Regions from separate parts of the Homo sapiens genome. Here region 1 is linked to region 2. A link is a loop called in an ENCODE intact Hi-C map of the cell type or tissue named here. Cell type or tissue: CD4-positive, alpha-beta T cell. All regions are shown on one strand. Each heading gives the region's core, and the rest is flanking DNA. Links, peaks and the distances in the headings are about the cores only. Region 1 has its middle 32 kb from the start of SNHG20. Region 2 holds the start of LACAT1 (lung adenocarcinoma-associated transcript 1).

The links. Peaks named below come from ENCODE experiments on the same cell type or tissue, not always from the same donor. Only the 100,000 strongest peaks of a DNase experiment are listed, where the experiment ranks them.
Region 1: a loop joins it to region 2, with 15 times the contacts of the local background. A loop is called at or near these places in 2 of 110 quality-filtered maps.

The regions. Positions count from the first base shown.
Region 1 is chr17:77,048,521-77,063,931 of GRCh38, forward strand. No RefSeq gene overlaps it. Among named protein-coding and RNA genes, the nearest start is that of SNHG20, 32 kb to the right of the region's middle. RefSeq lists an enhancer at 4,315-5,058 and a silencer at 7,807-8,020. In CD4-positive, alpha-beta T cell, for the core only: CTCF peaks have their summits at 7,925 (motif pointing left) and 8,125; a DNase peak (open chromatin) is centred at 7,911; H3K27me3 peaks cover 293 bases.
Region 2 is chr17:77,238,494-77,253,904 of GRCh38, forward strand. LACAT1 (lung adenocarcinoma-associated transcript 1) reads left to right here and starts at 15,321. Exons shown (of 3, transcript NR_188630.1): 1 at 15,321-15,411. RefSeq lists a silencer at 8,621-8,796 and an enhancer at 8,682-9,532. In CD4-positive, alpha-beta T cell, for the core only: CTCF peaks have their summits at 8,710 (motif pointing left) and 8,912; a DNase peak (open chromatin) is centred at 8,688; H3K4me3 peaks cover 860 bases; H3K27me3 peaks cover 793 bases.

The DNA.
Region 1 (15,411 bases), core at 4,382-12,381, 190 kb before region 2:
ATCGGGAATCAAACAAATTTCAAACATTCAGCTGGGCATGGTGGCTCACACCTGTAATCCCAGAACTTTGGGAAGCCAAGGTGGGCAGAACACTTGAGGTCAGGAGTTTGAGGCCAGCCTGGCTAACACGGTGAAACCCCGTCTCTACTAAAAATACAAAAAATTAGCCAGATGTGATCTTGGCTACTCAGGAGGCTGAGGCAGGAAGATCGCTTAAACCCTGGAGGCAGAGGTTGCAGTGAGCCAAGATCACACCACTGCACACCAGCCTGGGCAACAGACTGAGATTCTGCCAACAAACAAACAAATAAAAAAAACATTGTAATTGGTTGGTATGTTTCTTAGGTTTCTTTTAATCTGCCAGTTTCCCTTGCAGTTTATCTCTTGAAAAGGAGGATCACTGGTTCTGTGGAGAATCCCGCAGCCCAAATCTTACACCCCGTGGTGGGGTTTAGCACGTGCCTCCATCTCCTGCACTGCCAGAAGGTTTCCATGGATTGGAAATTGGACCAAGCAGCTTGGTCAGATTCAGGTTTGACATAGTGGTAAGACTACTTTCTTAGCCATTTTCATCAGGTGTCTAGAATGCCTGGCCTCACATGTTTATTGAAGGAGGAGAAGAAAGGCTACTTTGGAGAAACCCATAGATCCATTTTCCAAGTCTGACTAACCAAGATTCTTCAGAGGTGCTGAGGGATTTATCTGATGACAAAAAAAAATATCTATATCAATAATTAATCTCGAAGTGTCCTTGTTGCAGCCAGTGATAAGAGAAAGCTGCACAGTGCCTGAGTCTAGCAGATCTGCGGAGACCACTCTGGGACAAAATACATAAACACTAGTAAATTACTTCAAAGCTTTTCTCTTTTTTAATTAACTGGAGTAATTTTGTAATAATCCCCATGGCTTGTGTCTTAAAATGCAAGTCAGTTAAGGATCGAATCCATCCTCCCACGGCGTTTCTCTAGTTCTGGGGCTCAGACCACGAGGGCTCAACCCCGCGGGATGGCGGTGACTCAAGGGCTTTCATAAAACACACAGAACTTTCCGGCTTCACTCCAGCCTCGGCAGATGGTAACAAGTGTCAGAAGCATTCAATTAGCCCCTGCATTTGCTCATGATTTAACAAGCTCCGTCTAGTGGCATACCTGTGATATGTGGAGCTGCAGAGACGTAAGCTTCTGAAGGACTCTATAAAAAGCTTTTTGAGAATGATGGGTTTGAGTATTTCAAGTTCCCAGACTGCCGTAAAAGGCAAAGGCCAGGCTCCCCCATTCCTCTTGACTGTGTGCTCACACAGCAAATTGAGCTTCCAAAGGCAATTAATTCCACAATCCTCAATTCCACAGGGGATCATGGGCTGTGCACACAGCTTCATAGAACCACTGAGCCAGGGGGACTTTGCCCTATATAGAAACCCTTGTGTTTATACACCTTGGAAATGCTTTTCAAAGCCAATTCGCTCACATTGTCATGTTGGAGCCTCACAAAATCCTGTTAAGTAGAACAGTTATTATCCCATTTGATGTATTTAAAAAAAAAAAAACAAACCATCCAAAGTCTGAGGTCAACAGGGAGGGAGTGATGACGTCCATTCAGAACCCATCCGCCTCCATTCTGAGCCTCTGGTGCAGGCTCCGGCCAGCACGGCCCCAGCAGGAGGTCCCAAAGGCAGTCCTGTAACCTTCATCCAGGAATTACGGGGGCTCCACCGTGCCTGGCATTTAACCATTCATTCAGGGAGAGCAAATCCAACAGTTCACGAGGACCATCCTGGGATGCTGTCGTCTGGATGGTCAGGAAGTGAAATACAGGCCCTGTGGCCTTGCTGCAAGCCTCGGTCCTCCCTGGACCTGGAGGCCACTGGATGTGTGTCCCCTTCGTGGGAGAGCTCCGTCCACCTGGAGACAGTAACCACGCTATGTCCAGCCACCCAGCAGGACCTCTCCAGGAGGACAAACCCGCATTCCTCACTGTCTCTCCGGGGAGAAGGTGTCTACCCTGAACAATCATGCCCCATCATGGTATATATGCATAGGCGGTGAGGCATTCTGGGCTCAATCTTTATGTGTCCCCCAATTCCAGGCTGACCTCTCGACTGTGGTGGACAAAGGAACAACCCCAGGTTTCTTTTGCAGGTCCCCATTCAGGAAATGCACCCTCCAGCCCCGGCCCTTCCACTTTGCCAGTGGAGAGTTTTCCGCTGAGCTGGAAGGCTGCACCCTGTCACACACCAGGTGTGCGAGGTCCAGTGCGTTGGCAGAGAGGATGGTGGAGGAAATGGTTTGGAAAGAAACTTAGCAGCAGCTGTGGAGGCAGAACCAGGAGCCGATTGGCCAAGAGGCAATGTTAGCTCCCCCTTGGCTCCTCCAGGTGAAGCAAGTTTTACATCCCAAAGCTCCATGGATCACAGGGCGACCACTCTCGGCTGGGGACTGCAGAGCGAAGGTCCTCTGTCTACCTGCATGTGAACCACCTGGTAGCTTTTGCCCCAAAACAAGTAAATCCAGCTCTCTGGGGTGAGTTTCTAACATCAGTGTTTTGTAATATTCCCCTGCGAGGAGAATGTGAATGCCAGCCAGAGTTGAAAATCATCCGCTTGGCCGGGTGCGGTGGCTCATGCCTGTAATCCTAGCACTTTAGGAGCCCGAGGCGGGTGGATCACGAGATCAGGAGTTCAAGATCAGCCTGACCAACATGGTGAAACCCCGTCTCTACTAAAAATACAGAAATCAGCCAGGCGTGGTGGCGGGCGCCTGTAATCCCAGCTACTCAGGAAGCTGAGGCAGGAGAATCGCTTGAACCCAGGAGGCAGAGGTTGCAGTGAGCCGAGATCGTGCCATTGCACTCCAGCCTGGGTGACAGAGCAAAACTCCATCTCAAAAAAAAAAGGAAAGAAAAGAAAGAAAATTATCGCGTTAGGGAGTCCCCAGTGCAGGGGTTTCTCAGCCCTCACTGCACCCTGGGATTCTCTGGGAGCTTCAACAATACCGGCTCCGGGACCCCTCTTCACAGATCCTGATCTCACAGCTGGGGTGCATGGGGTGCAGCCGGGGGCCGGGATTTTTGAAAGGCTCCAGGTGGGTCTGACATTGAGACAACAGGGCCACTGCACTGACGCTTTTTTTTTTTAATTGTAAAAAACAAGCCCCTGCAAACTCTGGCTTGATCTGGCTTTGAGAAAGCCTCTCTATTCTTTCCTTTCTTCTTCTTCTTTTTTTTTTTTTTAGAGAGAGGGTCTAGCTTGGACTCCTGGGCTTAAGCAATCCTCCCTAGTAGGTGGGACCTCACCTGGCTGAGTCCTTTCTGTGTAGCATCTGCACACAGGTAAAACTGACATTGAAAATCTCAGCAAATTGGCAAATTAATAGACAGGTAACCCCCAGGAATGACTTCATTTCCCTTGTGAGTACTAATACTCCCAAACGTGGTGTGGCCTTTAAACACCGTATAAACCGCTTTGCAGAAGTTCTTGTTTGAGCATCACCAGTGCCACAGGGAAGCAGTTATTCATCTCAGACTTCTGTTTCCTCAGCTGTAAAATGGAGCCAAGTGGCTTGCGTGTGTTTGCTGGGTTTGGGGGAAGCCAGGGCTCCAACCCAGGCCTCTGACTCTGGGCTCAGGACCTCTCCCCCTTAACTTGCTTACGAGACACACTAGAGCCACGTCCAGGAGGAAAGGTAGGCTGCCTGGGGGCAGAAGGTGGTGTTTTCTGCAGAAAAAGAACATCAGGGGCCGGGCGCAATGGCTCATGCCTGTAATCCCAGCACTTTGGGAGGCTGAGGCGGGTGGACCACCTGAGGCCAGGAGTTCAAGACTGGTCTGACCAACATGGTGAAACCCCGTCTCTACTCAAAATACAAAATTAGCCGGGCATGGTCATGTGTGCCTGTAATCCCAGCTACTCGGGAAGCTGAGGCAGGAGAATCGCTTGAACCTGGGAGGTGGAGGTTGCAGTGAGCCAAGATTGTGCCACTGCACTCCAGTGTCTCACGCAAAAAAACAAAAAACAAAAAAACAAAAAAAACCACAGGGATTGGGGATAATCCATGGCCACCGTGATGGTGAGGCTCTCCCAAGGCTAATTCTCCCATCCCGCAAGGGCAAGAGCCCTTTCCAGATGCTCCTGCAGAGATGACAAACCATGAGAAGGGTGCTTAGCACTGCAGCAGGTTGGTTGGGAGGGCAGAGGTTACCTGCAAGACAAGGCCAGCTGGGGTGAGCCCCGGCAGGTGCAGGGACAGGGCTCCTGGGGCTGACGACTGGAAGCCTGTCCTCCCCTTGGGAAGCCTGGCACTCCCTGACATCAGGGCTCCTGCCTGGCTGTGGCTGGCACTTGGCTCTGGACGACTGTCTCTTGGATCACAGAGGGGCCAGGATGAGGACTGGGCAGAGTGGGGCCCTCTACATGGAAGGATCTCACCTCCCACTCGCTCCTTCCATGGGGTTGTCAGAGGACCGCAGACCCGTCCTAAAGGCAGCACAGACACAGAGCCTTAATTCTAGTCCTTATATCACAGTCCCCACCCCCGGGATAGATTGTGCTTTTTTCCAGAGTCAGAATGGGGACGCTCAGGGCTTTATTGAACGTTTATTGTAAATACCAGTTTTGTTCTTCCCATTAGAGAAGGAACGTGCTGTCTCCACGCTGCCGAGGTGGAGGGGCGTGGGGAGGAAGCTGTCCCTCTGCTGGCCGTCCCTCCCCTGCTCTGGTGGCTCCTCGGGGGGCTCACAGCACAGGTCCAAGTCCTCAATGTGCCAGGTGAGTCCTCCCCACTGGCAGCTCCTGTCCCCTGCCGCCAGCCTGTCTTGCATCAGCCACACCATGCCCTTTAGTGTCAGAAGCTCCTCGGCTTGGGGACCCCTGTGGCTTCTGTCCTGTAGACCCCACGCCTAGCACAGTCCCTAGCCCATTGCACCCTGTGGGTGTCGCTGAGTGAATGCCTTCACGGTTCCTCCTCCCTCCTCTTCTCTCCACCTAAAATACTTGTTTTCCAGTCCTCCATCTGGAAATGTGACTATGTTTTCTCATCCATACACAGCGATGCAATAGCGCCAGGCTCACTGGCCAGGGGAGTGATACAGGGGGGCACCTGGCACAGTCGGGCACAAGGTAGTCACCGCACAGCCACCACCACTTCCGTCATGGTCGGTATCATATAGCGGGGCAGAGATTGGGCTTTGGAGCCCAGAGAGGCCTGTGTTCAAATCGACTCTGCTCTGACTTGTGGTGTGGACTTGGCCGCGGGACTGAGCGCGGGGCCTGCTCAGGGGCCAGCGTCACAGGGAAGACAGTCCGAGCAAGCATGGGTCAGGGCGCTGAGGCTTCCTCCTGCGAGCCAAAGGGAAACTCAGCCACGGGGACTCAGGGAGGCCTGTGGGGCAAGTCTGAGCCTCCCTCTCGGTGGCCAGTGGGCCTCTCCTTAGGTGCCTGGGGCACCTTCTCACCCAGCAGCTGGCTGCCTGGAGTGGGCAGCCCCAGGGGCTGGGTGGTCCTAGCCATGTGGGTTGGACTCTGTCCACCATTCTGCCCTTTCTGCTCACTCAGGTTCCTGCGAATGGTGTCGGGCCACCGTCTATATCTTCTTCTCCTGCCTCAGGACACAGGGAACCTAGGGAACTCCAGACAATGGTCGAGGACTGGGGGAGCCCCCAGGGTTCCTGAGTCTCCTAGGAGGACAGTGGAGCAAGGATTTGTGTCCGCAGGCTGGAGTCAGGCTTGCATTTGATGCCCTGGTTACCTTTGCAGCATCTGGGACAGAGTGGTGTGGAGATAGGGAGGGGGTTTTGCCCTGGGCCTGCCCAGGTGTTACTTCACTTCCCCAGCACTCATCTGTCATGCCCCTCGAATCCACATCCGACTAGGAGGCCCTCCTCTCTGGCCACCTTTCCTTTCTACCAACAACCCCCTAGTTCTTTTTCTCTCTCTCTGCCTTCGCTTCCTCCACTCTCTCCCTGCCCTAGGATCCCAGCTCCATCCTGGAGTCAGAACCTGCAGGGGCTTCGTTCCTGCAGAGCATGCTGGGGCTTCCTTCCCGCAGGATGTGCAGGGGAAATCGTGATCTGTCAAATCCACGTTCACCCTCTCCCGATGGACTAGGAGAGGAATGGTGCGATTCCTTCCAGAAGGCCTTCCCCACGTGAGATAGGGAGAAAGAGAGAAGATAGGGCAAATTTTGTGAGGGAAAAAAGTACAAACCACTGGGATAGATGACAGCCATGTTCAGAGGCTGGGGAGACTGAGAGAGGAGAAGGAGGACTCTGGGGTAGGTGGTGTGTGTGAACACACAGACAGAGCCTGGGAGAGGGGCAGTGCTAGGGACTCTCAGGGGCTGGAGAGCAGAGGGGACGCGGCTGGGAAACTCCCAGGGAAGCAGGTGAGTGGGAGCTCTGGATGGACGCAGAGGAGACTGTCCTCCAAGCCGGGCCACCCACAGCACCCAGGGTGGAAACAGACAACTCGCAGCTCTCTTTCCAAGGTCGAGAGGTCACAGAGCAGAGCCAGGCCAGGGCCATAGCTCTGCAGGCCAGCAGGAGGAGCGGGGCAGCCTCCCTCTCCACCACCTCCCCCGTGGCCGCCTGGATTGCCCTCGGCTGTGCCAGAATCTCCAGCACACTCAGCCTGGCCCAGCCCAGGCCTCTCAGGGACTGGCCTCCCTGCCTTTGCCCAGCCTCCTGAAAAGCACAGCTGGCCCCACTCAGGAGCAGTTAGCCTGAGGGCCCTTCCTGTCAGCCGGTAGATCACTGGCTGGCTGCCTCAGTCACCACTTGGTGGAGGTGACTGCAGGTAAGCAGGCGCCTGGGAGTCTGGCTCGTGCCACCATCTGCATTTTTTTGTGAATCCTGGAGTATCTTGTCACATTATCTCTAACCAGTAGAGAGGCATGTGTGCACACGTGTGCATGCGTCTGTATGCTCTCATCTATGTGTATTTGAGTGTGTGTGTCTACATGCACCTGTGTGCATGTGTGTGTACCTGTGTGTGCATCTGTGTGCTTTGTGTGTGTGGGTATGTGTGTACATGTGTGCCTATGCATGTCTGTGTCTGCGTGTGTGTTTATGTGTATGTGTGCACACATGCATCCATGTATGTGTGTCTATGCACGTGTGCACATGTGTCTGTGCTTCTGTCTGCCAGTGCACATGTATATGTCTGTGCATCTGTGTGTGTGCACGTGTCTGTGTGTGCAAGTATACACATGGCTCTCTGCGTGTGTCTGTCTCCCTGCGTGTCTGTGTGTGTGCGTGCATGTGTGCTCACAAGCTCTGGGCGTGGGCCCTAGTGTCTGAGAGCAGGGATGAGATTGTTTTGCCTCAGAAAGCCCAGGGCAGAAACATTTCCCCCGCACGATCAAGGCCTTCCGTGGCTGCTCAGAACACACCGCGTTCCCGGCCGCACACGCAGTCACACGGGCTGGTGCACACTCACACTCAGGCCCGAGCCCTCCCGTCACACTCTTTGGTCTCCCGCAGGAAGCCCCCGGAGCCCCAGCCCACAGGCCTCCATTCCCAGCGGGTACCCCGGGCCCCACGCTTTCCTGTGAACCCTACAAGCGCAGCCTGCCCGCCCCTCGCTGGCTGCCTTCAGGGAGCCCCCGGAAAGCCGGGCCGGGGAGCTGGCAGGGACACCCCAGGTCTCTGCGTCCTGCCTTCCCGCGCCCTCAGCAGCCCAAGCCGGGGCTCCAGCAGGGAGAGCAAATGTTGTCTGCAGAAGGCGCCAGGCCTCCCCAGCTCCCCCAAGGCCTATTGCGAGCCCAGGCACAGGAAAATTGTTCCAAGCGCGCTCCTCATCCTTGTCTTCAGCCCTGTTGGCACTACCCGGTGTCAGGGATGCCTCCCTGCCCTCGCTATGAGAACATCATTTTCCTTCTTTTTCAGGCCCACGAAGGAGCTCCTCGCGGTGCCGGGAGCGCCCCCTCGTGGCGAAGCCGCGCAGGCACAGTGTCTGGGACACCTGGGGTCCAGGTGCCTTCCCAACACCTGAAAGGCGGGATGGGAGGCGGGGGCAGATGTTCACCCGCTTCTGTCCCTACTGATCTTCCTCCCCCCGGAGTCCCGGGTGTTGAGGGAAGAAACCTGCACTTGGATGCTTTTCACCGAGCTGAGCCCTTGGATACCTGGAAACACAATACCTCCCTGGGACTAATGCCATCCTCAGGGCTCACTCTGGATCCGGCTATACCTGTTGCAGCAGCAATTCTCTGGGAACACTTCAGAGCCCTCTTTACAGATTGTTTAGATTGGGTGGGGATAAGCTGGGCATGGTGGCTCACGCCTGTAATCCCAGCACTTTGGGAGCCTGAAGCAGGAGGATTACTTAAACCCAGGAGTTTGAGACCAGCCTGGGCAACATAATGAGACCCCATCTCTACCAAAAAAAAAAAAAAATAGCTGGACTTGGTGGCATGTACCTGTAGTCCCAGCTACTCAGGAGGCAGAGGCGGGAGGTCGAGGCTGCAAGGAGCCAGGGTTGTGCCACTGCACTCCAGCTTGGGTGATAGCGCAAGACCCTGTCTCAAAAATCAAAATAAAAGCTGGGGGCCAGGTGCGGTGGCTCACTCCTGTAATCCCAGCACTTTGGCAGGCTGAGGCGGGCGGATCACGAGGTGAGGAGATAGAGACCATCCTGGCCAACACGGTGAAACCCCATCTCTACTACAAATACAAAAAATTAGCCGGGCGTGGTGGCAGGCGCCTGTAGTCCCAGCTACTCGGGAGGCTGAGGCAGGAGAATGGTGTGAACCCGGGAGATGGAGCTTGCAGTGAGCCGAGATCGCGCCAATGCACTCCAGCCTGGGCGACAGAGCGAGACTCCATCTCAAAAAAAAAAAAAAAAAAAAAAAAAAATGGTGGGCGCGGTGGCTCACGCCTGTAATCCCAGCACTCTTGGAGGCCGAGATGGGCAGATCACCTGAGGTTAGGAGTTTGAGACCAGCCTGGCCAACATGGCAAAACTCTGTCTCTACTAAAAATACAAAAATTAGCTGGGTGTGGTGGCCCATGTCTATAATCTCAGCTACTTGGGAGGCTGAGGCAGGAGAATCGCTTGAACCCAGGAGGCAGAGGTTGCAGTGAGCCAAGATCATGCCACTGGACTCCAGCCTGGGCGACAGAGCAAGACTCCATGTTTAAAATAAATAAATTTTTAAAAATAAAAATAAAAAGATTGGGTGAGGATCTTGTGTGGTGGTGGGCGGTTGGGGGGGCGGGGGGGCAGTTCTCACCCCATCCAGAGCAGGCACCAGGGACAGAAAGTGTGACCCTACAATTTGTGGAACCAGCTCCTGTCAAACTCTCTTTGTCCTCTCAGAGGCAGAGGAAGGACAGAAAGAAAGAAGATCATTTGTCTTTAAAATTTTTCCAATGATAAACAGAAATCATTATAGTGAGAGCCAACGTCTGTATAGCATGTCCCATGTGGCAAGCCCTGTTCTAAATCTTTCAGACACATTAACTTATTGAATCCTCCCAACATTTTCAATGTGGAAAACTGGTAAAACACAAAATTACAAGGAAGGAAAATAAAACCCACAGTTCTATCATGCATTCCCTGCCAGTTCTTCATCTATGCATATGGATTTTTTAACAAAATAGTGATGGTGCCGCACAGTACACTTCTGCGTTCTGCCTTTTCTCATGGCCCAAGGTCATTTGTCTTGGGAAATACTCTTAATGGCTGCTTTGTATTCTGTCTTCGGAATGTACTGTCATTTATTTGACCATTCTGGGGGAAACTTCTGCTTTTACTACAAAAAGCCTGTGTGTTGGGAGCTCGAAGGGCTTGTTTCACTCCAGCCTCTGAGCCTGCTGTGTGTTCACAATGGTGTAGGAGCAGTGACAGTTTCCTAAACCCCCGTCTGTGGGAATCTCAGGTGTGTGTGTTACCTATGTGTGCAAGTGCCTGCGTGAATGTGTGTGTGTTTCCCGTGCTTAGACTTGCCGTATAAGTACTCATACTTCCTAGGAATCTGTCCAAAAGAATTGAAAACAATAGGCCAGGCATGGTGGCTCACACCTGCAATCTCAGCACTTTGGGAGGCCAAGGCGGTAGGATTGCTGAGGCCAGAAGTTCGAGACCAGCGAGGCCAGAAGTTCGAGACCAGCCTGGCCAACATGACTAAACGCCATCTCTACTACAAACACAAAAATTAGCTGGGCGTGGTGGCGTGTGCCTGTAGTTTTAGCTATTTGGGAGGCTGAGGCAGGAGAATTGCTTGAACTCTGGAGATGGAGGTGGCAGTGAGCCGAGATCGCACCACTGCGCTCCAGCCTGGGTGACACAGTGAGATTCCATCTCAAAAGAAAAAAAAAGGAATTAAAAACAATAGAAACAGCTGGGCACAGTGGCTCACACCTGTAATCCCAGGACTTTGGGAAGCCAAGGCGGGTGGATCACATGAGGCCAAGAGTTCAAGACCAGCCTGGGCAACATGGTGAAACCCTGTCTCTACTAAATTACAAAAATTAGCTGGGCATGGTGGTGTGTGCCTGTTGTCCCAGCTAGTCAGGAGGCTGAGGCAGGAGAATCACTTGAACCAGAGAGGCAGAGGTTCCAGTGAGCCGAGATTGAGCCACTGCACTCAGGCCTGGGCGACAGAGTGAGACTATGTCTCAGAAAAAAAAAAGAAACAAATACATGTAATATATATGTAATAACCAAAAGGCGGAAACAACCCAAATGTCCATCAATGAATAAAAAGATAAAATGCAGTATAGACACAAAACAGAAGCTTATTCAGCTATAAAAAGGAGAGGCTGGGTGCAGTGGCTCACACCTGTAATCCCAGCACTTTGAGAGGCTGAGGTGGGCAGATCACGAGGTCAGGAGATCAAGAAGAGCCTGGCCAACATGGTGAAACCCCGTCTCTACTAAAATACAAAAATTAGCCGGGTGTGGTGGCGCGTGCCTGTAATTCCGGCTACTCAGGAGGCTGAGGCAGGAGAATGGCTTGAACCAGGGAGTTGGAGGTTATGGTGAGCCAAGATCATGCCACTGCACTCCGGCCTGGCAATAGGGTGAGACTCCGTCCCCCTCACCCCCCCAAAAAAGAGAAAAAGATGGTTAATGTTTTTTATACAGAGACAGAGTCTTACTCTGTCACTCAGGCTGGAGTGCAGAGGTGCAATCTCAGCTCACTGCAGCCTCGAGCTCCTGGGCTCAATCATCAATCCTCCTACCTTAGCCTCCCAAAGTGCTGGGATTACAGGTGTGAGCCACCGTGCCTGGCCCAAGAGGGCTAATTTTATGTTATGTAAGTTTTGCCTGAATTTAAAAAAAAAAGTCATACTAATGGCATCTATCAAGCCAGGCTTTCACACAAAATAGCCCTTTATAGTCAAATTATTATTATTTTTTTAGAGACAGGTTCTCACTCTGTCACCCAGGCTGGAGTGCAGTGTCGTGATCATGGATCACTCGAATCTTGACCTCCTGGGCTCAACTGATCCTCCCGCCTCAGCCTCCGGAGTAGCTAGGACCACAGGTGTGCACCACAGCACCTGGCTAATTTTAAAATATTTTCTAGAGACAGGATCTCACTATGTTGCCCAGACTGGTCCCAAACTCTTGACTTCAAGCGATTCTCCCGCTTGTTCGTGTCCCAAAATGTTGGGATAATGGGCGGGAGCCAGTGTGGCCACTGATGGTCCAATTCTTTCTTCCTCTTTTGCTGCCCGTCTCTCACAGCCTGCCCCTTAGCCTCCGACTGTGAAGTTTAGACCCGAATTGGTCACACGGCACCTGTTCTCATCATCCCATTCTCTCCCCTTCCTTCGCTTGGTCCATAATCTGTATTTGTCAGAGAAAGGACTTCAGTTGCCGTGGGGATCTGAATGGACTTTGCTGAGGATTTTGGACCTTATTTTTATTTTTCAGACCATGTCTAAAAGAAACAAACGGCCCCAAGGCAGGGTTTGGGTGGCAGCCAAGCTACTGTGAGGTTCAGCTCTCCTGCTCACGCAGGACAAAGGGATGCACACACGGGTGGAGAAACATGGGGGTACTTTTTGCAATGGATGTGGGAAAGGGAACCACCAAGACTGTTATTGGCTGGGCACGGTGACTCACGCCTGTAATCTCAACACTTTGGGAGGCCGAGGTGGGCGGATAACTTGAAGTCAGGAGTTCGAGACTAGCCTGGCCAACATGGTGAAACCCTGTCTCTACTAAAAATACAAAAATTAGCCGGGTTTGGTGGCGCACACCTGTAATCCCAGCTACTGGGGAGACTGAGGCAGGAGAATCACTTGAATCCGGGAGGTGGAGGTTGCAGTGAGCCAAGATAGCACCACTGCACTCCAGCCTGGGCGACAGAGCAAGACTCCATCTCAAAAAAAAAGAAAAAAAGACTTCTATTTGGTGGCCTGTTTGCCTTCCCCATTACACTTTCACTGTGAGCTCATCAAGGGCTGGGACAGTGTTCTTCACTCCATTTCTCCAATGCCTGGGTCGTATCACGGACTTGGCACATGGGAGGAACCTCGTCAGTGTTTCATGAGTGAGTGAAGCCCACTCAGCGTTTGATGATGGATGAATGTTTGGATTCATTAACGAATGTGAATCACACCTCAAGCCGAGCTCCACATTAGATTCACCTGGGGAGCTTATCAACAGCCCTGTGATGGCTGCACCTAAAAGCAATTAATTCTGAATCTAGGGGTAGGGATGGGGCCCAGGCCTTAGGATTTTTTTTTTTTTGAGACGGAGTTTCGCTCTTGTTGACCAGGCTGGAGTCCAGTAGCGTAGTCTCAGCTCAGTGCAATCTCTGCCTCCCAGCTTCAAGCAATTCTCCTGCCTCAGCCTCCCGAGTAGCTGGGATTACAGGCACCCACCACCATGCCCGGCTAATTTTTGTATTTTTAGTAGTGATGGGGTTTCTCCATGTTGGCCAGGCTGGTGTCGAACTGCTGACCTCAAGTGATCTGCCCACCTCGGCCTCCCAAAGTGCTGGGATTACAGGCGTGAGCCACTGTGCCTGGCCCAGGCTTCAGGATTTTTAAGAGCCTCCCAGGTGATCTCAAGGTGCAGCCAAGGTTGAGAACCACTCACAGACAGAATGGGACATCTGGGACCTTAAAATTTCACACTAACATTTAGACACCGAAGTCCATGCAGAGGACATGGAAACCAAATAGAAACTAACAAGAAAGACACGAAAAACGACGGAAGCTGTGAATCAGGGCATAAAGATACAAGATATTGAGATCATACATAAAGAACCAGCGGGCATGGAACCGAGGGAAGGGCTAGCGCCTGTCCCGTGGGCCAGCACTTGCTAAGAGCCTGTTTTGTTCATGACACTCCCAGGAGCTGTGCTGTCTCAGTGAAGAGCATTACTTAGGAAAATCCCATTCTTCCCCCTTGACATCTCAATGACTTGGCTCCTGCCCAAACCCCCTGCTCAGGGTGGCTCTGGCCTTTGTTTTTCTCAGATTTGGTCTAAACAGTGAGGTTCTGGCGCCAGCTCGGACAGGCTCCCAAGGCTGTTCAAGTTTCAGGACGTTGGCAAACCAATTGTTCCATGGGACCATTATTTAAAAATAAATTATGTAAACTTAGAGTTACATCAATTACATAAAAAGATAGTAGATGCTCAAAACATCACTACTAATTATTTTACTACATTTTACTGCTATCTATGCTCTTTTAAAAATTTTAAGTGGGGACAGTTTCATTTTTTTTACTTTATTTTATTTATTTATTTATTTATTGAGATGGAATTTTGCCTTTGTTGCCCAGGCTGGAGTGCAGTGGCACCATCTCGGCTCACTGCAACCTCCGCCTCTCGGGTTCAAGTGATTCTCCTGCCTCAGCCTCCTGAGTAGCTGGGATTACAGGCCTGCGCCACCACGCCCGGCTAATTTTGTATTTTTAGTAGAGACGAGGTTTCTCCATGTTGTTCAGGCTGGTCTCGAACTCCCGACCTCAGGTGATCTGCCCGCCTCAGCCTCCCAAAGTGCTGGATTACAGGCATGAGCCACCATGTCTGGCCTGTTTATTTAGTTTTTGAGACAAGATCTTGCTCTGTTGCCCAGGCTGGAGAGCAGTGGTGGGATCATAGCTCACTGAGGGCTGGGTGTGATGGCTCACGCCCCTAATCCCAGCACTTTGGGAGGCTGAGGCGGGTGGATCATTTGAGGTCAGGAGTTCAAGACCAGCCTGGCCAACATGGTAAAACCCGTCTCTACTAAAAATACAAAAAATTAGCTGGGTAGGGTGCTGCACACCTGTAATCCCAGCTACTGGGGAAGCTGAGGCAGGAGAATGGCTTGAACCTGGAAGGGGGAGGTTGCAGTGAGCTGAGATCACACGACTGCACTCCAGCCTGGGCGACAGAGTGAGACTCCACCTCAAAATAAATAAATAAATAAACAAACACATATATACATACATACATACATACATACATACATACATACATACATACATACATAGCTCCTTGTGGCTTCGAGCTTCCAGACTCCTGCCTGAGCCTCTGGAGTGGCTGCGATTACAGGCTCAAAAGGTCCTCGGCTCCAGCCATCTTGCTTCGGTCAGACCTGCATCAAATCCCAGTCTTTCCCATCCTTTCTCAGTTGGTGACACATTGATGAACTTCCTATATGATCAGGATCCACCAGGGATGGCGCACAGCTGCAATAGAGCAGTATCTGTCAATTGCCATTGAACCCCAAGGCCAACCCTGCCTGTTGAAGTGTGTGTCACTTGGATGCTGGGGAGAAATTGTGCTTTATCTGTAAAGCTGGAACACCTTTCCTCTAAACAGCAAATGATTGTTCACGATACCCAATTATTTCTTTCTAAATAATTATTTTTTTCTAATTTACTTTTGAAGCATAATGTACATACATTGACATGTACATATCTTTTGTTGTTGTTGTTGTTGTTGAGATGGAGTCTCAGGCCGGGCGAGGTGGCTCACGCCTGTAATCCCAGCACTTTGGGAGGCCGAGGCGGGCGGATCACGAGGTCAGGAGATCGAGACCATCCTAGCTAACATGGTGAAACCCTGTCTGTACTAAAAAATACAAAAAATTAGCCGGGCGTGGTGGCGGGCGCCTGTAGTCCCAGCTACTCGGGAGGCTGAGGCAGGAGAATGGCGTGAACCCGGGAGGCAGAGCTTGCAGTGAGCCGAGATTGCGCCACTGCACTCCAGCCTGGGCGACAGAGCCAGACTCCGTCTCAAAAAAAAAAAAAAAAAAAAAAGAATCGCCTGAACCCAGGAGGTAGAGGTTGCAGTGAGCTGAGATCATGCCACTGCATTCCAGCCTAAGGGACAGAATGAAACTCCGTCTTGAAAAAAAAAAAAACCGGGTGCAGTGGCTCACACCTGTAATCCCAGCACTTTGGGAGGCTGAGGCGGGCAGATCACTTAAGGTCAGCAGTTCAAGACCAGTCTGACCAACAAGGTG
Region 2 (15,411 bases), core at 4,503-12,502:
CTGAGAGGATGAAACTGAGGCCCGGAAAGGTTAAGACACTTGACTGAAGTCACACAGTGAGCCCCTGGGATGGAGCTGGGGCTGGGCCCCTAGCACAAGCTCCCAGATTGGGGCTCCATCTTCGGAAATGGGGCAGCAGGTGTGGTGTGCGTGATTCTGATGAAAGATGAGACTGGAATCCACCTAAGGTTGAAATCTCCCACAGACGACCCTGAGATCACAATGCTCAGACAGGACAGACATTAATCTCCTTGGTGGTACAAAGAGCCAAGGTGATTCAATTCCAGGCCCCTGCAGAAGCTTTTTCCAAGGGCTTGGCAGGTGTAGACACTCTTCCACCAGATCCTGCCCTCGTTAGCATAATCTGAGCAGCTTCTCCTAAGATGGAAGGTCCACGCCCTGATGGGGCAGAGAACACAGGCTTCCAGATCAGGAACTGGGACTCTGGGGCCAGATGGCAAAGGGTTCACTTCTGAATAATGCCAGCATCCATCCTATTTCTCTCGCTTAGCTTTATGGTGGTGTCTTCATTGTCAATATAAAAAACACTTCAGGCCAGGCGCGGTGGCTCACGCCTGTAATCCCAGCACTTTGGGAGGTTGAGGCGGGCGGATCATGAGGTCAGGAGATCGAGACCATCCTGGCTAACCCGGTGAAACCCCGTCTCTACTAAAAATAGAAAAAATTAGCCAGGCGCAGTGGTGGGTGCCTGTAGTCCCAGCTACTCGGGAGGCTGAGGCAGGAGAATGTCCTGAACCCGGGAGGCGGAGTTTGCAGTGAGCCGAGATAGCGCCACTGCACTCCAGCCTGGGCGACAGAGCGAGACTCCATCTCAAAAAAAAAAAAACAAAACACTTCAGGCCGGGCATGGTGGCTCATGCCTGTAATCCCAAACCTTTGGGAGGTCAAGGCAGGTGGATCACGAGGTCAGGAGTTCAAGACCAGCCTGGCCAATATGGTGAAACCCCGTCTCTACTAAAAATACAAAAATTAGCTGGACATGGTGGCATGCACCTGTAGTCCCAGCTACTCAAGAAGCGGAGGCAGAAGAATTGCTTGAACCTGGGAGGCTGAGGCTGCAGTGAGCTGAAATAGCACCACTGCACTCCAGCCTGGGCGATACAGCAAGACTCCATCTCAAAAAAAAAAAAAAGAGCACTTCCACTCCACCCCCTGGTGCATACCATGTTGCTCTCATGAGGCAGGCAGACCGCAGTTTGTTCAATAAACACCTTTCCGGTGCGTGAACTCATATTTTAAAATGTGTTCTGGGAAAAGGCTGTTGAAAGAACCCCCAGTAAGAATTCTTCTCCAATGCCAGATTTCTCTTGTGATCGCTTCCTGATTTTCTGTTTAATACGTGAAATTACACATGGTGAGGAATTTTCTTTTTTTTTTTTTTTTTTTTTTTTTTTTTTTTTTTTTTTGAGACGGAGTCTCGCTCTGTTGCCCAGGCCGGACTGCGGACTGCAATGGCGCAATCTCGGCTCACTGCAAGCTCCGCTTCCTGGGTTCACGCCATTCTCCTGCCTCAGCCTCCCGAGTAGCTGGGACTACAGGCGCCCGCCACCGCGCCCGGCTAATTTTTTGTATTTTTAGTAGAGACGGGGTTTCACCTTGTTAGCCAGGATGGTCTCGATCTCCTGACCTCGTGATCCACCCGCCTCGGCCTCCCAAAGTGCTGGGATTACAGGCGTGAGCCACCGCGCCCGGCCTGGTGAGGAATTTTCTGAAAGCACACACGTATTTAAGAGTTCTGGAGAGAAGCAGTGTGTGTGCACTGGGGGATCCGACATACCCTAAGGATTGAGTTTGTCTGTACTAGGACAGGATCCATGAATTCATGCATGCATTCAATTTTAGAATCCTAGAGTTAGTGGCTCTGGCACAAAACAAGGAGATTGGAGAGCACTGGGCAGCAGAGGCTCTACTCCCAGGCCGGGCTCACCAGCCTCCCCGGGGGGCAGGCATGCAACAGAGCCCATGGGAGTTTCGGTTTTTTTTTTTTTTTGAGCTGGAGTCTAGCTCTGTCGCCCAGGCTGGAGTGCAGCGGCATGATCTCAGCTCACTGCAACCTCCGCCTCCTGAATTCAAGTGGTTCTCCTGCCTCAGCCTCCCAATTCCAGCCTCCCTCAGCTGGAATTACAGGTGTGCACCACCATGCCTGGCTAATTTTTGTATTTTTGTAGAGATGGGGTTTCACCGTGTTGCCCAGGCTGGTCTTGAACTCCTGGGCTCAAGCAACCCTCCTGCCTTGGCCTCCCAAAGTGCTGGGATTACCAGTGTGAACCTCTGCACCACGCCTGCATACTGTCATTTTAAAAGTCAGATCATCTCTTCCATGAGGAAGGGAGTAGAACATGGAGCCTCAACTGTGCGCATGATAAGAATCCGTGCTTCCCCCTGGGGAAATATCAGGCCTTATGGGCTTAAGTGCTCAAGCAAGAGGGACTTCAGCTTAGACGAAAGCATGAGCCTCAGTTTTGCATTTTCCTAAGGAGCGTCATCTGCGCCTCTAGGAGTTTTTACTATCTGAGCCTCCGGGTTCTTCTCCAGCCGCTGCTGAGGGCATGAAGCCATCTGGGGGTGGGGGGCGCAGGTGTGGAAGGAAGAAGCATATCCAGTCCCTTGGACGTGGCAGACTCCCAGTGTGTGTGGCGGCGCCCGCAGGAGGCAGTCCCTCTCAGCCGCATCCGCCTTGAGGTTGTTCTCAGTTCTGATGTGGCCCCAAAGAGAACCAGTTCCATTATGGATTAGTAAGAATTTATTTTGAACATGTTGTGGGAAGATGGTGACTGCAGGGGGTGCGGCGGGGGGAGGGAGCCCATTAGAGGCACCAGGTTCCCCTCCAGCGAGCCCCCCTGGACGTTGCTTCTCCCTGACCCAGCACCTTGGTAGACCCCCTTTGTTGGCCTGTCCACCCTGCTCAGCAAACCCAAACCCGAGGGTCAGCCGAGCAGTACCCCCACCCCGGCGTTCCCAAGCGGGCCCGGCGTGGGGTGACTCAGCTTGTTCCACTCCATCTGTTAGAAAAGGCACAGGACTGTCCAAGGCTGAAGCGGGGTGGGATTTTAGGGGCCCCTCCATGCAAACAAACATAAATCAACTTCCGTCCTGCCAAAAGCTCTGCTGATAATTGAGAGGCAAGCTAATGAACACAGCAGTTTAAAATTCACTCTCCAATATCTATTGCAGAATTGCATTGGATAGTTAAAAATCAAAGAGTCTAGCCCCCTAGACCCGGCCTGCTTCCTGGGGAGGCTGCCCCCGAGTTAGGATTTCACATGACACCTCCAGCACTTCTAAAGGGCCAACCCCAGAATCGCTCACTCCCCAGCACGTCTGGGCTGTGCGCGGCACCCCAGGTAAATGCAGCGGCCTCTGCATTAGCCCGCGCTGCTTAGAGACGCTGCCACGACACTTCTGCCCTTGAGTCCGGTTTTGGGGATGGTTGATGTGGGGACACATGAGCGAGTGTGGCTCCTTTTGTGGACTAGACTGCTCTGCACGCTGTGGGGTGCCAGCCTGGGAGGACCCTTTGGCCACCATCACCAGAAAGCCTTCAGCCCAAAGACCTTTCTCAGGCGTTTACAGTTTATCCACACTTTTCCTAACAAGACTCCAACACTTCCAGTCTCTTGGGAACTAATTGGGAGGGCAAGTAAACACCTCTTCAACAGAAATGGCTCAGGGGGGCCTGTTGTACACCCCCCTGTGTCCCAACAAACCTCTGCCAGCCTCAAACAACTGGACAAAATCCTCCTGAGGGCACCAGAAGTGAGCTGGGGTGGCTGGCGCCGCCTGGTAGGGCACAGGGCTGGTCTGCAGGGTCATGTGATTGGAGGAACAGCTTGAACTAGGTTGCCTGGCAGGTGGACAGGCACCTAACCCCGCAGCAGGTGCCATAAGCGATGAAGTGGGTGGAGGTCTTGGGGAGCGGTAGTGCTGTTCCAGGAGCTCACTGGGCTCCATACCGGCAGCTTCCCCACGGTTCCAGAGTCCTCCGGGCTGCTCGGAGCCTGGGCACCTCCCTGTGCCATTTCAGGGCCATTTCCCTGTGTCTCTCCCCCTCGCAGCACTTGCCGTGGGGCGCGTGAACCATGGCTACTGAGTGAACGCAAGAGCGTCGAGGGCTTTTGTCCTCTGACAAGTGCACACTCCCCCAGGCACCCACGTGGAATTTCAAACCCAGTCACTTCTTCCGGAAGACCCATAAATCGCTCCTTATTGTTGTGTGACTGTAAATGTGTTCTAAACATTGTCCTTTCACGCCTGCGTCCTCCCCTGTGTGCACACTTTATTAAACGTTGAAAACAACTCTTTATTATGGAAAATCTCAACCTCCGGAGAGTGCAGACAGCAGCCTTATGAACGCCTCCGGATCCAGCCTCTATATTTAACAATCGCTAACATTTTGCCATATTTGCTTCATCTGGTTTTCTTTTCTAAACTAATCTAAAGTCAGTTACTGTCTCTGTGACATTTCCCCCTAAATCTTTTTTAGACATTTTCTTTTAAAAATGACATTTTCTTTTACTGAACCACAATACCATGATCACAGCTAACAAAATTAACCCTGATTTTCTAATATCATGGCCTGCCCAGTCCATGTTTGTTTGGTTGTCTCCCAAATGGCTTTTCCAGCTGGGTTTGTTCAAAACAGGATCCCAGGCTGGGCGCGGTGGCTTATGCCTGTAATCCCGGCACTTTGGGAGGCTGAAGTGGGCGGATTATCTGAGGTCAGGAGTTCGAGACCAGTCTCACCAATGTAGTGAAATCCCACCTCTACTAAAAGCACAAAAAAAAATTAGCCGGGCCTGGTGGAGCATGCCTGTAATCCCAGCTACTTGGGAGGCTGAGACAGGAGAATCACTTGAACCTGGGAAGAGGAGGTTGAAGTGAGCTGAGATCATGCCACTGCACTCCAGCCTGGGCGACAGAGCAAGACTCTGTCTTAAAAAATAAAAATAAACAAACAAAACCCAGGATCCTGATAAGGTGCATGCGTTGCATTTGGTGGTTTCATCTCTTAGTCACCTTTAACCTGCTGCCTCCTTTGTTTTTTTTTTCTTTTAATTTTTTTTTGAGACGGAGTCTCATTCTGTTGCCCAGGCTGGAGTGCAGTGGCACAACCTCAGCTCACTGCAGCCTCCACCTCCCAGGTTCAAACGATTCTCCTGCCTCAGCCTCCTGAGTGGCTGGGATTACAGGTGCCTGGCACCACGTGCGGCTAATTTTTGTATTTTTAGTAGAGACGAGGTTTTGCCATGTTGGCCAGGCTGGTCTCGAACTCCTGACCTCAGGTGATCTGCCCGCCTCAGCCTCCCAAAGTGCTGAGATTACAGATGTGAGCCACCGCATCCGGCCATCCTGTGTTTTCATGTCTGACTGTGGAAGAGACTGGGTTGGCGGGCTGTGGACTTGCAAGGCATCCATTCAGGGTCAGCCTGGCTGCTTCCTCTGGCTGTGGTATACATACGCTGTTGCTTGTTGTGGCCTATGAAGTTGAAGTTAGAGCTAAACTAGGTCTGATAAGATTCAGGTTGTGCTTTCAGGCCAGAGGGTCTTATAGGTCATCAGAAGCACATTATGGGCCAGATGTGGTGACTCACACCTGTAATCCCAGCACTTTGGAAGCCCGAGGCAGGAGGACCGCTTAAGCCTAGGAGTTCTGAGACCAGCCTGGGCAATACAGTAAGATCCTGTTGCTACAAAAATTTTTTAAAAAGTGGCTAGGTGTGTTGGCATGTGCCTGTAATCCCAGCTACTTGGGAGGCAGAGGTGGGAGAATCTCCTGAGCTCAGGAGGTTGAGGCTGCAGTGAGCTGTGATTGCACCACTGCACTCAGCCTGGGCGACAGAGTGAGACTCTGTCTCCAAAAAAAAATGAAGGCACATCATGACTCTCGGGATTCTGAGGTTGGTCCCTGGTTTTGAGGTGAGAGCTGGTCCTCTCCATTGTTAGAGCTACCTCTTCCCTATTGGAGGCACCAAGTAAACCCGGGAGGACACATTGGCACAGGGTGAGCGCCGAGCTCCCTGCCAGCCTGTCACCAATATCCCCTCACCCCAAAACAATCCATGGCAACACATGGCTGGGCTTCCACAGTCTCTCCCTGCACACTCATCACACCAGGGGCTGAACCCCATGTGGGCTCAGGGCAGTCACCCCACTACATAATAAACGTTCCTCCAGCATTCAAAGCATTTCTTAATGGAAGGAGGTCCCCAGATGCATTTACAGCCTTGGTTCCAAACCTCAGGGCCGCCTGTGTGTAGTATTCTATAAAACTGGTTCCTTAAGAATCCACTTTGAAGGCCGGATGCGGTGGTTCAACCCTGTGATCCCAGCACTTTGGGAGGCTGAGGTGGTCGGATTGCTTGAGGCCAGGAGTTCGAGACCAGCCTGGGCAACACAGTGAGACCTTGTCTCTACAAAAAATAATAATAATCATAACTAAAAATAAATTACTTTTGAAAAATCCCCATAGTGAGGTTAGTATGAAACAAACAAACAAAAAAAAGAATCCACTTTGAAACCCTGTGGCCTACTGGGGTTTTGACATGATTGGAGCAGTGAGGCATGGAGGGTGGGCTGGGCTGGGGGGCTCAGCCAGGAGCGTGGAGCAGAGTGATAAGAATCAGAGCAGGGTGATAGAGGGGACGGGGAGGGGAGGGCAGAGGTGATCAACATTGTAGAAGACAGGAGGGTGGAGAGAAAAAGAGAGGGAGCAGAGGGAGTTGGGGAAAGGAGAGGGGATGTGGTTAGAGCTTTGGGAAGGAAATGTGGAGGGCCCAGCCAGACTCTGAGAGTCCGTGTAGGCGCGGGACAGGTGTCACAGTTCATCTCTGCAAAGGTCGGGTGCATGGTGAGGAGGTGACGTGACTGAGAGACAGCACAGTGCCCGGAAGAGAGAAGGGTTTCAAGTCATTTTGGCAGGACACGGCGGCACGCACAGCCCGCCCAGACCTAGACCCCTCGCTCTCCTCCACAGAGCCCCAGGGAGCAGCTGTGGGCTTCCCTGTGGCCGAGACCAGCCTTTGGCCTGGTGTGTGTGTGTGTGTGCATATGTTTATATGAGTATGTATGTCAGTATGTGTATGAGCATGTGTAAATATATATGTGTATATCTGTGTACACATTGTGTGCACACATGTGTATGTGTATATGTGTGCATGTATGTGTCCACGTGTATGTGCATGTATGTGTACATATGTGTGTATGGATGTGTGCATATGAGCATGTGTCTGTGTCTGTATGCCCATGTGTATGTGCATGTATGTGTACATGTGTGTATGAATGTGTGCATATGAGCATGCGTATGTGTGTGTGCGTGTTTACGTGTATGTGTGCATATGAGCATGTGTATGTCTATGCAAGTGCGTATGTGTCCACGTGTGTATGTGTACATATGTGTATATGTGTGCATGAGCATGTCTGTGCATGTCTATATACATGTATATGAACGTGTGCATATAAGCAGGTGTATGTGTGTGCATGTGTGTTTATATGTGTATGTGTGCATATGAGCATTGTATATGTATGTGTGTGCATGTGTGTTTATATGTGCATATGAATGTGTGCATTGAGCGTGTATGTGCGTGTGTCTGTGCATGTGTTTATGTGTATATGAATGTGTGCATATGAGCGTGTGTGTATGTGTTTATATGTGTATATGTGTGCATATGAGCATTGTATATGTATGTGTGTGCATGTATGTGTGCATGTGTTTATATGTGCATATGAATGTGTGCATTGAGCGTGTGTGTATGTGCGTGTATGTGCATGTGTGTTTATATGTGTATATGAATGTGTGCATATGAGCGTGTGTTTGCATGTATGTCTATGCATGTGTGTTCATATATGTGTGTATGAATGTGTGCATATGAGCATGTGAATGTGTGTCCCTATGCACATGTGTATATGTTTGTATGTGTGTTTGTGGCATGTGGCTCTGGGGACACAGGGCTATAGGTGGTCCCATGACTCTTCTCCATCTCATCCCCGTGACAGCTGCCCCTACCAAGTCCTGTGCTCCCTCTTACCTCTTCCCTGGGATGACAGTGGTCACTTTCCCCATGTTTTGGATGGGGCCTGCTTGTCCCCAACGTCCTTTAGCACGAAGGGGACAGGTGTCCTATTCCTGTGAATGGCCGGTTACCTTCCAGGTGCGTTAGAGTGGCTCCTCTAACCAGCCCTGCAGGGATCTTATTAGATCTTATTAGAGTGGCTCCTCTAACCACCCCTGCAGGGGGGAAGTGAGGAGCCGCAGGGCTGTGGAGGGGTCCAGGTGTCACGGCCAGGACTTGTACCCGAGCCCGACACGGGCGGACCCAGGTGTGCGGGGATCCAGCCCAGGTGTGCCGGTGGCGGCCGCCCCCACGGAACCACCTGGCCCGCTCGGGGACCCAGGTGTGCTGAGAAGGGGGTACTGGCGTTGGCCCGGCGTGAAAGGTCACCCTGCACCCCCGCACCCAGGTGAGGCGGGCGCGGGATCCCGGTTGCCACAGGCATCGGAGCGGCCGGGAGCGGGGGCAGGGGGAGGCAATGAGAACTCCCGGGGAGGGGGCTCGCAGGGGCCGCATCGGACGCCTGGGCCGGCGGGGCAGAGGGAGGCGCCCTGCTCTCCGGTCCCTCCCTTTGCCTCCCTCCCGCCCCGGGCGCCGCCTGCGGGAGCCGACTCGTTCCAGGGGAGGCAGCGCCACCTGCTGGAGTGTGCGCGTCTGCGCACCGGGCCGGGTTCCGCAGGTCCTGGGGCTGCGCCCGAGACCCCCGACCGAGTCTTCGGCGCCTCCAGCGCTTCCCCGGCGTCTTGGGCTGCGAGGGGCCCTTTCCGCAGGGCGATGTTTTAGCAGTTCTGGGAGGAAGGGCCCACTGCCGTTGCCCTCTGAGGACCGAGGCCGAGAGCCTGGAGGGCGTGGAGAAGGGTCTGACCGCCGGCTCTGGTCCTCGGGCTCTTGGCGACAGCGACCTCCCTCCTCCTCCGGGCGATGGTGACGGGCGCTCTCAGAGTGGCGGCCACACTAGGCGCAGGGCCGTCTTCCAAGTGTGTGGTCCTCTCAGACCTATGGAGTTGGTGCTGTTCTGGCTCCCTCTTAAAGAGCGGGAAACTGAGACACAGAGAAGTCCCACCGCCGGGGGTCGGGGTGGGGAGGGCCTGGGATTGGAACCCAGGCATGCTGGCTTGTGTCACCTGTGGTTCTCTCTGCCTGAAGATTTTTTCACCTGCCTAACTCATGAGCTGCTACTTACCCTTTGGGTAGCATTAGATGTCGCCTCCTCCAGGAAGCCCTCCCTCCCCCTCCATGTGAGGGTGGGCGCTCCTGCTATATGTGGGCCTACCGGCCCTCTGCGGGCTGGATCATCACAGTCTGTTCACTTGTCTGCCTCCTACCCCTTGACGTGGGCTCCCAAGGATCATTTGTGTCTGTCTTGTTCACCTGCCCTTTGTAGTGAACCAAACCTTTAAGTGCACATTTTAAAATTGATTTCCAAGGGGGCTGAGAGCTATGGAGGAAGAGCCAGGTCAGAGAGTCATCAGAAGCCCATATTTTACAGGATGTGGCTGGGGGCCCCTCTGGGGTGCCCCTCCAAGGAAGATGCTGAGCTGGACCTGGAGCACCGTGGAGGCAGGACCATGTCTGCCATGCTCAGAGATGGGTGCCAGGGGCGCTGGCTTGTCACTCAAGACTCCCCACTCCATCTGCCCTCCCCCACTCTCCCACTAACCAGGGGGGACCCACCTGCACCTCTGGTCACCACTCATGCTCCCTGGTGCTGGGCACCCCAGGGACAGGAAGAGGGCTGGGTGTTCCTGGCTCCTGCACTGCTTCCCAGGCCTGATCCCCATCTTTCTGCACCTGCCTCCCACCCATCAGCTTCCGCTAGACTGGAAGCCTCCAGAGGGCAGGTGCTGCCCCTCTTTCCCTTGTGCCTGGATTCCGTTGGCATCTAATCACAGACGAGGGACTGTGTCCCCTTCTCCACCTCCGTGGAAACTGTGTCTCACTCTCTATTCCAGGCCGAGCTGTCCATCCTCTGCTGGAAGCCTTGTGCCATCAGCCCTCACCTCCCCCTTCAAGCCTAGACATTCTCTCTCCTGGCGTAAATATGTTAACTCAAGGTTCTTTGCTCTAAAACCAAGGAGTTGTCTCCTCTCCCAGGTCCACCTCCTCTCTCTCGTGAACTCCCTGCCCCTCCACCTCATCCCTCCTCCATGACCTCCCCCTACTCACCATCTGCCCCTTCTGCCAACCCAGCGAGCTGCAGCTCTCCCTGGCATGTCACTCTCTAAACCTTCTGTCCCTTGGTTACGAGTGCAGTTCTCGCCTGGATTTCTTCCCGGCTCTTTGACTTCTCCCCAACCCTTCTTTTTCTGTTTTCCCCTTAAATGTGGACATCCCCACGTCCAGGACCTGGTCTCTGGCCCTTCTCCTCTGATTCATCTCAGTGGCGTTTCTCCCAAATCCCCGATTGCAGCCACAGCCACATGTCAATTAGGTCACCTCCATGTCCCGGCTAAGACGTGCCTCCTGGCCCCTGATGCGCCATCTCCCAGATGGAAATGCCATCATTGTATTTTTGCTCTGTCCCCACCAAAGGCAACACAAAGCATCTCCATCTGTTCCTTCATGTTCCCTACTCAGTGAATGACCGCTTATTTACCCACTGGCCCAGGCTCAGCTTGGATGTCCCCGGGCCGTCGTTTCCAGATCTCATCTTCAAATCCTGGCGATCTTCGCCCAGGAGCTGTGGACTCCTCTTCTCTGCCTGCCGCCCCTGCCCTGTCCAGCGTCCACCTCTCCCAAATGGCCCACTGGGTCCCTCCCTCCTGGCCCCCCTGCATCTAGGAGCAGCCCTCCTCCAACAGTTGGAAGGGTCTTCCCAAAACACAGATGAGACCTTGTCATCTTGAAACTCTTCATTGGCTCTGAATTGTCTTAGGATCAAGCCCAAACTCCTTCAGAGTCTGGGAAGGGGCCCCTCGTTCTGGGTCTGGCTCTGTCTCCCAGGGTCTCCCCCGCCTTGCCTGCTCTGTCTGGCCACACTGACAGTGCCCTGATGGGCCATGTCCTCTTCCCCTCAGCGCCTTTGCGTGTCCCAGCTTTCTGAGCCCAGACAGCCCTCTCCCCATTTTGGGGGGCCCACCTCACCTATCAGGGTGCAGCTTCTCCTCTGAGAAGACTTCTTTGCTCCCCAAGCCTGGATTTGATGCCATCTGCCTGTATTGACCTGGCTAAGCCAACACCCTAGCCCTAGGCTACCCTCAACCAACACCCCTGACCACACTGTGTGTGAATTACACCCCTGACCACACTGTGTGTGAATTACACCCCTGACCACACTGTGTGTGAATTACACCCCTGACCACACTGTGTATGAATTACACCCCTGACCACACTGTGTGTGAATTACACCCCTGACCACACTGTGTGTGAATTCCTCCTTTCCTTGTTTCTGTGCCCATTCAAGCTGTAAGCCCCTTTGGAAGAGACTGGGCCTTCACAATTATCATCTCAGCACCAAGCACAGAACCCACCTCAATAAATGGTTAATTTGAGACTTCTGTCTCTCTCTTTTTTTTTTTTTTTGAGACAGAGTTTCGCTCTTATCCCGCAGGCTGGAGTGCAATGGTACGGATCTCGGCTCACTGCAACCTCTGCCTCCCAGGTTCAAGCGATTCTTCTGCCTCAGCCCCCCAAGTAGCTGGGATTACAGGCATGCACCACCACGCCTGCCTAATTTTTTTTTTCTTTTTTGAGATGGACCTGACTCTGTCACCCAGGCTGGAGTGCAGCGGCGCAATCCTGGCTCACTGCAACCTCCACCTCCCGGGTTCAAGTGATTCTCCTGCCTCAGCCTCCCAAGTAGCTGGGATTACAGGCGCCCGCCACCACACCCAGCTAATTTTTGTATTTTTAGTAGAGATGGGGTTTCACCATGTTGGTCAGGCTGGTCTCAAACTCCTGACCTCACGTGATCCACCCGCCTCAGCCTTCCAAAGTGCTGGAATTACAGGCGTGAGCCACCACGCCCAGACGAGACTGCTCTCTTTTAATTTATATTTATTTATTTATTATTTTTAGAGTCAGGGCCTCACCACATTGCTCCGGCTGGAGTATGGTGGCTACTTACAGGTGCCAGCACAGCATACGGCAACCTCAAATGACTGGTCTCAAGCGATCCTACTGCCTCAGCCTCTCAAGTAGCTGAAACTAGAGATATCTTTATTCTTAATGTAAGTATTTAGTGCTATAAGTATCCCTCTCGGCTGGGCACAGTGGTTCACACAGGTAATCCCAGTACTTTAGGAGGCTGAAGCGGGAAGATCACTTGAGGCCAGGAGTTCAAGACTGAGCAACCTCAAAACCCTGTTTCTAGCAAAAAAAGAAAAAAAGCAAGCTAGGTGTGGGGGGCATGTTCCTGTAGTCCCAGTTCATCAGGAGGCTGAGGTGGGAGGATTGCTTGAGCCTGAGGAGTCGAGGCTGCAGTGGGCTGTGATCACACCACTACACTCCAGCCTGGGCAACAGAGCAAGACTCTGTCTCAAAAAAATAATAAAAAATAAAAATAAGAAAATTTCTTTCTCAGCATTGCCTCAGATGCATCCCACATATTTTGGTATGCTGTCCTTTAATTCTCATTCAGTTTTATAGATTTCTTAATTTTCTTTGAGACTTCCTCATTGACGTGGATATTTAGAGGTGTACTGTTCAATTTCCAAGTGTTTAGAGATTTTCCTGTAGTCTTTCTGTTACTGATTTTTTTTTTTTTTTTTTGAAACAGAGTCTCACTCTGTCACCCAGGCTGAAGTGCAGTGGCACCATCACAGCTCAACCCCACCCCCCATCAGCAGTCTTGGCCCCACAATCCCTAGGCTCAAGCAATTCTCGTGCTTCAGCCTCCCAAGTAGTTGGGACTACAGGCATGTGCCACCACACCCGGCTATTTTTTGTAACTTTAGTAGAGTCGGGGTTTCACCATGTTGGCCAGGCTGGTCTCAAACTCCTGACCTCAAGTCATCCACATCACTTCTGGCCTCCGTAGTTTCAGATGAGATAATTTGAACTGGTGTCCCTATAGGTAATGTGTTGTTTCTCTGGCTGTTCTGAGGAGATTTTTTGTCTTTAGTTTTCAGAAGTTTAATGATGATATCTCAGTGTAGATTTCTTTGGCTTCTTCTGTTTGAAGTTCAGTTTCCTGAATCTGTAAGCTTATGTCTTTTACCAGATTTGGAAAGTTTTCAGCCATTATTTCTTCAAATACTCCTTCAGCCTCACTCTCTTCTCCTCCTTAGCCCCTATGATGTGAGTGTCAGATTTGTTTGTTATGGTCCCATTGGATGTGGACGTTCTGTTTATTTCTTATCCGTCTATTTTCTCCCTGTGGTTCAGACTGGGTACTTTGGATTGATCTGTCCCCAGATTCACTGATTCTGTCGTCTGTCATTTCCACTCTACAACTGAGCCCATCAGGGAGTTTTTAAAATTTCTGCAATGACATTTTTCAGTTCTGTAATTTCCATTTGGTTCTTTCTAAATACCCACTATTTCTTTGCTGAGAATTTCTATATTTTCATTTGTTTCAAGAGAATTTGCAATTGCTTGTTGAATTTTTTATTTTTATGTGTTTTTTTTGATGGTTGCTTTAAAATCCTGGTCACATGGCTGGGCGCAGTGGCTCATGCCTGTAATTCCAGCACTTTGGGAGGCCGAGGAGGGTGGATCACTTGAGGTCAGCAGTTCGAGGCCAGCCTGGCTAACATAGTGAAAGCCTGTCTTTATTAAAAATACAAAAATTAGCCGGGTATGATGGCACATGCCTGTAATCCCAGCTACTCAGGAGGCTGAGGCAGGAGAATCGCTTGAACTCAGGAAGCAGAGGTTGCAGTGAGCTGAGATCGCACCACTGCACTCCAGCCTGTGTGACAGAGTAAGACTGTCTCCAAAAAAAAAAAAAAAAGAGTAAAATCCTGGGCACGTAACTCCAACGTCTGATTCATCTCAGGGTTCAGTTGACGGTCTTCCCACTCACATTGTGATTTTCGTAGTTCTTGGTGGGATGAGTGAATTTCACCATATCCTGGACATTGTGGCTATTAGGTGAGGAGACTTCAGGTCCTGTTTGCATTTTTTACTTTGGTAGCAGCGGCCCTGCTTAGGTTTAGCACCCAGGTCTTGGGCTACTTTTGGGGGCTGTGGTTCCAATGAAAATCTGATTTGCAGAGCCTCTGCCGTGCTATAGAGGTCAGCTCGGCTTGTGTGGTGCTGCTTAAGGAGGCAGAAGGAGCTTTCCCAGGCTGGACATTCATTGCCTCCAGGTGGGAGAAGGGAGTCTCCCGCTCACAGGGACAGACAGGCCTTCTGCTTGTGGTGGGCTTTCTCCCTGCCATCAACGTCTCCCCCTCTCTCTGCTGTGCCATGATTTTGGGTGGGGGAGTGGAATTTCAGGTCCAGTGAGGAGGAAAGGGTTAACCCTGGCCAATAATTAGCAGGAGGGTGCTGGGCCAACCCCTTTGGTGGTTCTGCCTGGCTTGCTTGGTGGGTTTTTTGTTGTTCATTTTTTTTTTTTTTTTTTTGAGTTTGTCGCCCAGCCTGGAGTGCAATGGCGCAACCTTGGCTCATTGCAACCTCTGCCTCCCAGGTTCAAGCGATTCTCCTGCCTCAGCCTCCTGAGTAGCTGGGACCACAGGCACCCACCACCACGCCCGGCTAATTTTTGTATTTTTAGTAGAGGCGGGGTTTCACCATGTTGGCCAGGCTGGTCTCAAACTCCTGACTTCGGGTGATCCACCCGCCTCAGCCTCCCAAAGTGCTGGGATCACAGGTGTGAGCCACTGTGCCCAGCTTTTTTTTTTTTTTTTTTTACAGGTCTTACTCTGTTGCCCACGCTGGAGTACAGTGGTGCGATCATAACTCACTGCAGCCTTGATCTCCTGGGCTCAAGTGATCCTCCCACCTCAGCCTCCTGAGTAGCTGGGACTGTACGCAGCTGCCACTATGCCCGGCTAATTTTTAAGTTTTCTTTGTAGAGACAGGGTCTGCTGGGTTACCCAGGCTGGTATCAAATCCCTGGTCTCAAGAGATCCTCCTGTCTTGAAGCGCTGGGATTACAGCTGTGAGCAATCGGGCCCAGCCTTGCCTAGTGTGTTGGGGCGACTTGCCTTTAATCTAGGAGAGAAAGGAGCCTACTTGGCTGCCTTCTGTTGCTAGGTCGGGAGTTGGGAAATGCACGCCTGGGCGGGTCCTGTATTGGGTGGGGGTGAGGGGTGTCATAATGCCCTGTTGATAAATATTCCTGACCCAGCCTTGGGGTCCTTTACCAGCTCTCCTGCTCCTTCCACCTCAGGGCCCTCTTAGGGTTGCCTCTTACATTCTTTCCAGGGCTTAGCAGACAGGAACAGGGAGGGTC